2 separate regions of the Homo sapiens genome follow, and region 2 is linked to region 1. Evidence: chromatin loops called from intact Hi-C (ENCODE). Cell type or tissue: CD14-positive monocyte. All regions are shown on one strand. Links, peaks and the distances in the headings refer to the core of each region. The heading gives the core; the rest is flanking DNA. Region 1 overlaps LINC01811 (long intergenic non-protein coding RNA 1811). Region 2 overlaps LINC01811 (long intergenic non-protein coding RNA 1811).

Region 1 (4,398 bases), core at 276-4,275:
CATCTTAGTCCTGGGGTAGAGAAATCATTTTCTCAGAGAGAGAGAGGACTGCCATATTTCTCGTTCTATGAGTAGTCAAAGAACCATTCTTTGGCACACACACACAGACACACAGATGCAGACAAACACACACACAGAGACACAGATATACACATCCATATTCCAGAAGACCCTGACAGCTAGTGAAGACCATTTACCAGGTGCCTATAATACATAAAATAAGGAAAATGTCATTTTCAAAGGCTAATCCCCACTTTTTTATGATGCAAACAAGAAATTCTGATTTTGAGCCTGGTAGAAGGAGGGAAAAACTTGCTTGGTGATTCTAGAAATGTGGCAGTGGCATGCTAATCTGGGTACAAAGGTTATGCACATTTTATTTTTCCCCCAGAGCTATCATCTTTCTCACAGCTTGTTTCCTTCTCTTTTTATGAAATGTTGCTGGTGAATGCAGAGGACTTTTATTTTGTTAAAAGGAGCTTTATTTGAGACATGTTTCCTTAACGACAGACTTTTTATATATAGAAACAGCACTGCCTGATATTTTTAAAACTTCTTCTGGAATCAAAATCTAAGTCACTTTATATTGGGTAAGTTCGGGGGTCGGTGAAAGGGGTCCACGACATCCTTTAATTACTGGGCTCCTAGACAACTGGGCTGCAAATTGCTTCACCAGTTCTCTTTGTGAATTCCATGCCTGCTACAGACCTGGCAGCAATCTGTACCAGGAAGGCTGGAGAGGATGCTGGCAGCTGTCACCTCATCTCTCATCACCTTCTAGTTCTTTCCTTCTCTCTTTCTCCTCCTTTTTCCTTTGCTTCCCTCTAGCTTAGCAGTTTAATAGCATACTAGGTTCTTCTCCATAAATAGATCCCAAGCTTGGCTGCATCACCAGTCACTTGGATAAGCTAATTAAAACTATAGATTCAGGGGCCTCATCCCAGATATTCTGAATTAGACCTGAGAGTCTGGATTTCTAAGCTTCTTCCCAGGTGATTCTAAGCCTGCCAGCCTGTCCTGTTCTTTGATCATATAAAGAACAACTTATTGACTGGGCACGGTGGCTCACGCCTATAATCCCAGCACTTTGGGAGGCCAAGGTGGGCGGATCACTTGAGGTCAGGAGTTCGAGACCAGCCTAGCCAACATGGTGAAACGCCATCTCTACTAAAAATACAAAAATCAGCCGGGCATGGTAGTGCGCGTCTGTAATCCCAGCTATTCAGGAGGCTGAGGCAGGAGAATCGCTTGAACTGGGGAGGCAGAGGTTGCAACAGAGCGAGATTCCATCTCAAAAAAGAACAAATTCCTTATTTATTCATTTATTTATTTTTGAGATAGGGTGTCACTCTGTTGCCCTGACTGGAGGGCAGTGGCATGATCACAGCTCACTGCAGCCTCAAACTCTTGGGCTTATGTGATCCTTTCACCTTAGCCTCTTGAGTAGCTGGGGCTACAGGTGTGTGCCACCACACATGGCTAATTTTTAAAAATTTTTTATAGAGACGGAGTCTTGCTTGTTGCTCAGACTGGTTTTGAACTCCTGGCCTCAAGTGATCCTCCCACCTCAGCCCCCTGAAGTGCTGGGATTACAAGTGTGAGCCACTGTGCCTGACCAAAAACAACTTTGTATTGCACAGAGCGTTGTTTGTATGTGAATACATCTGATCCTTGCAATTACCCCGTAGACAGATATAGAAGCTGAAGCTCAGGGAGCTTAAGTAATCTGTTGAAGGTCAACTATTTATTCACTCACTTATTAATTGAATCACTGAGTGATTTATTCTTTCATAATATATATTTTTTTATGGCCCAGGCCCTGTGACAGAACAGAAAATATGGAGACCAGTAAATCATGATAGCTCTCCTCAAAGTATTCTATCTAAACTCTAACGGATTGCTCAGCTCATTGCTGCTGAAACCGAGACTCAAAAGATTTTATACTTTTAAAAAACTTTTTATTTTGAAATAATTATAGACTCACAAGAAGTTGTAAAAATAGTGCAAAGACTTCCTGTCTTTGCATCACCCAGCTTCTCCCTGTGGAAACATCTTACAAAACTATCAAAATCAGGAAATAGACATTGGCGCAATATAATTAACTAGACTACAGATCATACTCAGATTTCACCAGCTTTTGTCCCAGACCATTTTTACTAAAGCATGAAGCTACCAGTGGACTATATAACCTGTGTAGCCTTGATACTGGTTCATAATCAAAATGGTTTCTAACCCCTGGGGTAATAGCTGCTGATCAAAAAATGCAGAACACACAAACTGTTCTCTGGATGAGTTTGCTTTTCAAAAAATAAAAACAAATGCAATACATAGTGGATGCTATTAATGCTCTGGCCAGATCACCTTTACTGGGCCAGTGCCCAGTAAAAAGGACTGCAGTCTTTCAAGAGCACAAAACTGAGCACAGAGCTGGAATTTGGGAGAACTGGGGTCTTTTCTCACCTGCTGTGAGTATTGGCTGCTACTGGCTTATGGCTCCCTCTTCTCCGGAAAATTGGCCCTCAGTCAAGCAAGAGCTGTCTGTGCCTGGCCCAAGATGTTATGCCCTCTTCCTACTTCCCAGAGCCCACAGCCAGTGACTGACTGATATGGGGGTAAAGAAAGCTTGTCCTCTTGCTTCAAGGTGGGACGCTGAGGCAATTAATGCTCCAGAGCTCCTAGTAGGATAAGCCTGAAGCTCATCTCCAGCTGAGACCACAGCCTTGCTCAGCTCCTTCCCATACCCATCTTGAGATCACCCCCTCCATAAATCTCATGCATCTGCATCCCTATGTCAGACTCTGCTTCCAGGGAATTTGAGCAAAGCTATATGCTTATTTTGTTTTCTTGTATCACCTTTTCATTTTAGAGAAGGGCAGTCCTACATTCAAAATTGATTTCCTCGTAGCACATTGAAACACCCCTCACACACTCACACAGATCTATACAGATACACAAACACATTCTCACCTGTACACCATCATCAACATTCTCACACACACCATAACCAAAGCAGTGTGGCAGATGGTGATAAGGTAATCCAGGTGTCCTTCTATTATGTGCATATACAAACGACACATTGACTACCACATCAATGGTTATGAATTTCATGTTACACTGAGTCTCATTAGTTTGTAGACATTACTTTGAGGTAATCAACACAGTGTGATTAGAAAGCAATTTTAAATGTAGCATAACATTTTAGCTGGAAGTTCAAATTACTGTCTCCCTGCCTCCCCATCTATGCAAAGTCAACTTTCAATTAGATGGACTGAACCAAACAGATCATTGGTTTATCCTTTAGCAGAGAATAACATCAATAAGACTGAAGGCTGATTGGCCTGCTTGAATGATTGTAGCCTGTACAAAATTATGAAGGACTGCAGTCTTTCAATAGCACAAAACTGAACACAAAGCTGGGATTTTGGAGTCCTGGGACTTCCCTCAACTGCCAGCTATGAAACCCTTGGCATGTTTCTTTAAAATCTCTGTCTTATTTTCCCATAAAATGGAGATAATATACCCTCTCTTGTGTGTCCCAGAAAACAAAGATAAAATTATTGCAGTGAAAGTGCTTTATAAGCTTATAAAGTACTGAGAGAAAGGTGGGTATCATTTTCCAGGGCCTCAGCCCTGGTCTTGAGCACTTCTTTCTCCATTTATTAAACATCCTCCCTTCTTCCCTCCTTTCTCCCAACCAAGCACTTGATGCTTTTTTTTTTTCCCTGCCAGTAAAGTCTCATCTCTTTTCTATGTCTTCTTTGAGGTACTCTGACTCTCTTGGAATTCATTTTCCTCAGGAATCTGACCAAGAAAAGGACATAAATATGATCTAACAATGCTATAATATGGCTGGAATTTTATAGGTACTTTAATCATCCTAGATGCTCGAAATCTAGATTCAAACACAAAAACAAAATGTGTCCAGTCTTTTGATTTGGCTTATTCTGCAATACGATTTTGTGTTGTTACAACCAAGATACTGCAAATAAACCCCAGTATTTTTCTATAAATAGCCCTTGTGTGCTCAGCATTTCTTTCATAAGGCATTTGCTGCTGTAGAATCACTCTTCCTCAGGTCACCATTCAGTCTGCTGTGATCACACAGCAGCTAAGGAGCTGGTAGGCATTCAAGGAAGGGGGGATATGGAGCATGTGGTGATGAGGCCAAGACTTCCAGGCTTGGAGACTACCTCTTCTGAGTTCAGTTTTCACTTTTTCTTGCTTCTGGAAATATACTATTAATTTCTTCCTTCCCACTTGAAATCAGATGTTAGCATCTTCTTTGAAGACCGCCTCCATATGGAGTGCCAAGAGCATCAAAATATAACAGTCCAGATTTTGTATGCTATAAAAGTATAGCATTTATTGACATGAAGTTAATTATATTGGAGTACACCA
Region 2 (4,398 bases), core at 171-4,170, 97 kb after region 1:
GATTGGCTTCAGCCATTCCACTGGAATTTGGGATCTCAAAGACATCTTAAGTGATGATTAAACAAAAGCCTTATAATTCTGTCAGAGATCTTGTCTACAGCAGCAATGGGGATGCAAATTGTCACTATCTAGTGCTATGTGATTTTGGCAAGGAAGTGGGCCAAGTGCAGCATGATTGATGTTTAATTATAACCATATTTCTGTTCATAATTCTTGTTAACCCTGTGAAGATGGCTTCACTTGCTTATTGGCTGAAGGTCTGCAAGGACTCAATTCACATATCTGATCATACCTGGAGTCCAGACTTTCTCCTGATGCCTGGTAAGAACCCTAGGTTCAAGGATGCATTTACTGTGTCTCTGAAATTTTCCTCCTAACCTCAGGATTAGTTCTCACTCAGAGCTCCAGTCTCTACTCCATGCATTTCTTATCCACACTCTTTTCCAGGCATCCCATTTTTTTACAGTTCCTAAACTTGCCACACTAATCCATGCATCCATGCCTCTGCCTTAAAATGCCCCTCTTCTTTCCCACAATTATCTTGCTCTTGTTCTTTTTCTAGGGCTCATATCATGTGTCTTCTTTCCCATGCAACCTTTTTAGATCCGCCCAAGCAGAATTTACTACTCCCTTCATTGTGTCATCACAAACCTATGCCATATTTGCACTTAACTCATTGCATTGCCATTATAAATTTGTTTTTCCATGGCAGAAACTGTTAAGACTCAGCAACAGTGTGTTGTGTGTTCCTCTATATTTCCCAGACCCCTTTGCCATTAGGTCGGCTCCGTATGACTGAGTTCTAGCCAGTGAGGTATGGGCAGAAGTGATGTGTACCAATTGCGAGCTCGACTTTTGAAATCATCCCACGTGATCCTCCTGCCATCTACCAGCCATCCTTTTTGATCTTGAAGGTCTTATGCCTCAGATTGTGTAACTACAGGATGAAGGAAGGCCACTCAACCCACACTTGGACATGATGTAAGCAAGAAATAAACTTGTAATGTATTAAGCCACTAAAATGTTGGGTATGTTGGGCAGATGGCATTAATTACCTTGATTAATATGATATCTGTTTTTCCTGTTATTTGTGAGTTCCTTGTGGATGAGGATGTTGACTAGTTATCTAGGCATTCTTAACACCAAGCAAAAGTACAATAACTAAGAAAGGCAAGTGAAGACATTTCTCATGAAATTTCAAGTAAGGGCATTTCAAGTTCTTGCACAGCTAAAGTTTTCAAGGCCCAGTGCCACATTCTCATCTTGGCTGACAATCAGATAAGAGAATTCCTACGTGGCTGCAGCTTTATCAGCTCGGGTGGGTTGCAAAGTCAGCCACTGAAGATTGGCTGCCTGTTTGTACCTTGTGTTTTCTGCTATAGTTCTCTTTTCCCTTCTTTTGTGCTGTGGAAATATATTAGCAGAGCACTCAGATTTCATGTTCAAGGTTAGAATACAGTTATTCCTGCTTTATGTTTCTTCATTCACTCCATCTCTGATTCTGAAAAGGGAGGGAATAGTCAGGTCCATCTTCCCTCTGAGAGTCTGCTCTGACCACCAGCCTCATGACAAATGTTTGTGATGGACTCTACCAGATAGAACTAAGGAATTGGTGAATGGAGGAGCACAGGCTGTGTGGACGTCCATATTGATTACAAATATCATAACTGATTTGAACTATATTATTTATATAAATCTCGAAGACTTCTCTAAAAATTTCAATTTCCTAGGTCAATGGCCAAAACATATAGTATTGGTTGTGGCAAGAACCAAGAGTCAAGTCAACTAAGTACCAGTTGTATAAATGTTATTTCATTTCATCCTCTAGAGCAATTCTAGGGAGCTGCATGCCTGTTTATCAGATGAGGGAAAGAGATTCACACGGGCTGGTTAAGCATGTCTAGAATCCCACATTTGCACACATCACAGGCTGTCTAGCTCTCTGTCCTTGTTGTTTCTACTCTACTGTGCTCTGTGACCTCATTTCTCAGTTTCCTTATTGAGCCTCGTTTAACTGCCCGGTGTCCTATGCGTGTCCCAGCTCCTCAGTTCCTGCTGGCATGAGCTGGTACATGTGATTTTTGTTCTCTGTCATTGTTTCCTCTTTTGAAGCAATTTGCTGCTTTGACAAGAGAAGACACAAACCACATTGAGTGCACTTTCTCTTTCAGTGAGAGCGCTCCTTCCTCTCTCACTACACTGGGGTATGGTCACCCCAGAAAACTTCTACTGTTATTCTGGTTGGAAGACAAAAATTTGAGACTGTTGCATATTTTTCTTCCCACTAAGACTGAGAAAGAATTATCTCAAGTGAACTAAATTCTGTGGTCATGAATAGATCACACTGATTGATTATCCGGGAGGTACTAGATTATTCTCAGAACAGAGTCCTTACCTCCTGTTTTTAGAAAGTCTGAATGTCTGGAGTTTCATCTAGGAAGAACAGTTAATTAAGGCTTCTTAAAGGTACTGAGACACTACAGTGAAGATCATGTTGGATTCTGCAGCTTGAAAAGAAGCCAGGTGGAGACAAAAGAGATGGTAAATACCTACTCATAGTGGGCGTGGGCTCGTATCTCTGTGCAGCTCCTCTGTGGCTTTCTGTCCTTCAGATTCATAATGTGCCTGCTGTCAAAATTCCTACTTGGCATGATAATAAAGGAATACATTATAGAGTTAGGAAGACTCGATTTCCAATCCCAGCTCAGTCACTCATTAGCTCACTGGTTGTGTATCTTGGGCAAGTCAATTCACTTTTTAATCGTCTCAGTTGTCTCACATGTATGTAATTAGTATGTGGAATAACCATAATGCTTGGGGTATAATCAAGGTGCAGCAGTTTTTCTGCCTCCTCCTCCTCGTCTTATACTGTTCTTTTGAACTTTTTTTTTTTTTTTTATTGGAGAAGGGCTTTTCTATGCCGTTATACAAAAGCTCAGGAGTCTCCATGGCTTTTCTGTTCACTCTCAGAAAACCTGTGTCTACTTTAAATAAAGGAATACGAAATGAACAATAAAACACACTAGTAATTCTGGAACAACAAGTCCAGCCCAGACGTTAATCATGACTTTAATCTTCATTCAAATATAAGACTTCCCCTGCCTGGGGAAGACCTACATTTCATGGCCACCTGCCTTCAGGGAAGAGAGTGTGATGACGTGACATTTCTTTCTTGTCCCAGCATTTACTCCTTTCCCTTGTTGGCTAGCAGAGGTTTTGCCCTTGCCAGGGTGAAAATTTATAGAGCGTGGAGGGCAAAAGAGGATACAAGAAAGTTCTTATGCATCTGACAACTGGTGTTCTCCTTCTCTGGCTCCTTGCTTTTGAGGTCTGGCAGAGTTTAGAGCCCCCTTGTATTTCTCTCTCAAAGGACACTTTCATGAGCTATTTGGGAATTCCTTTTGCTTAGATCCTTTTTTGCAAAATCCTTAACCTCCAAGGAGGATCCCTAGCTGTTATCCACTTTTATCTCCTACCTGCTGGGGCCCACTTACCTCTCTAGTTTTAAAAAATGGTCTATGGTAGGCAGAATCCCAAAATGACCATAAATAAACTTTACCTTTGTATAATTCCCTCCCCTTGAAAGTGAGTGGAATCTTAGACTATGATGAGATATGACTTCTGTGATTGTTACACTACATGGGAAAAAAAGATCTGCACATGCAACTAATGTTAATTCTTTAGTTGACTTTGTACTTAAGTATAGGTTACTTTTGCAATCACTTGACTTTGAGTTAAACAAAAGGGAGAATATTCAAGTTAGCTGCATCTAATCACACAAACCCTTTAAATCTGGGCCTAGAGGTCAGAGACAGAGGAAGTCATATATTTGAAGTGTGAGAGGGATTTTCTGTTGCTGGTTTTTAAGATGGATGAGGCCATGTGGTAAGTAATGTGGGTGGCATTTAGGAGCTAAGAGCAGCCCCAGCTGATAGCTAGCAAGGAAACAAGGACTTTCATTCTAGAGCAGCAAGTAACTGAATTTGGCCAACAACCTGAATGAGCTTGGGAGCAGATTCTTCCCTGGGGCCTCTGGAAAGGAATGCAGCTCAGCTGGTACCTTGATTATAGCTCCTTAAGGCCCTGAACAGAAAACTGAGTTATGCTGTGCCTGGACTTCTGACCTGCAGAAATGTAAGCTAGTAAATGAATGGCATTTTAAAGCACTAAGTTTGTGATACTTTGTTACACAGCATTGGAAAACTAATACAGTGCCTAAGAGGAGCCTGTGCTGCCTGTTTTATGCATACCACTATTGTTGGGTGCCTGGAAAATACATATCCTTTGCACTGACAAAACCTGCAAATGCACACCTTTACTAATGCACTGAACTTCAGAAAGCACTAAATCGACTTGCCAGGTTGTGTTCCCTGTCCTCCACTATTTAGAGGACAAGGG

Evidence for each region. Peaks named below come from ENCODE experiments on the same cell type or tissue, not always from the same donor. Only the 100,000 strongest peaks of a DNase experiment are listed, where the experiment ranks them.
Region 2: a loop joins it to region 1, with 3 times the contacts of the local background. A loop is called at or near these places in 1 of 110 quality-filtered maps.

Annotation. Positions count from the first base shown.
Region 1 is chr3:34,262,779-34,267,176 of GRCh38, forward strand. All of the region lies in intron 2 of LINC01811 (long intergenic non-protein coding RNA 1811), which reads left to right. Among named protein-coding and RNA genes, the nearest start is that of LINC01811, 110 kb to the left of the region's middle. In CD14-positive monocyte, for the core only: no CTCF peak of the experiment used is centred there; a DNase peak (open chromatin) is centred at 2,053; H3K4me3 peaks cover 1,214 bases; H3K27ac peaks cover 2,537 bases.
Region 2 is chr3:34,360,041-34,364,438 of GRCh38, forward strand. It overlaps LINC01811 (long intergenic non-protein coding RNA 1811), which reads left to right. Exons shown (of 9, transcript NR_183686.1): 5 at 231-321; 6 at 765-981. Among named protein-coding and RNA genes, the nearest start is that of LINC01811, 200 kb to the left of the region's middle. RefSeq lists enhancers at 1,813-1,882, 1,893-2,062. In CD14-positive monocyte, for the core only: no CTCF peak of the experiment used is centred there; DNase peaks (open chromatin) are centred at 881 and 2,061; H3K4me3 peaks cover 662 bases; H3K27ac peaks cover 2,568 bases.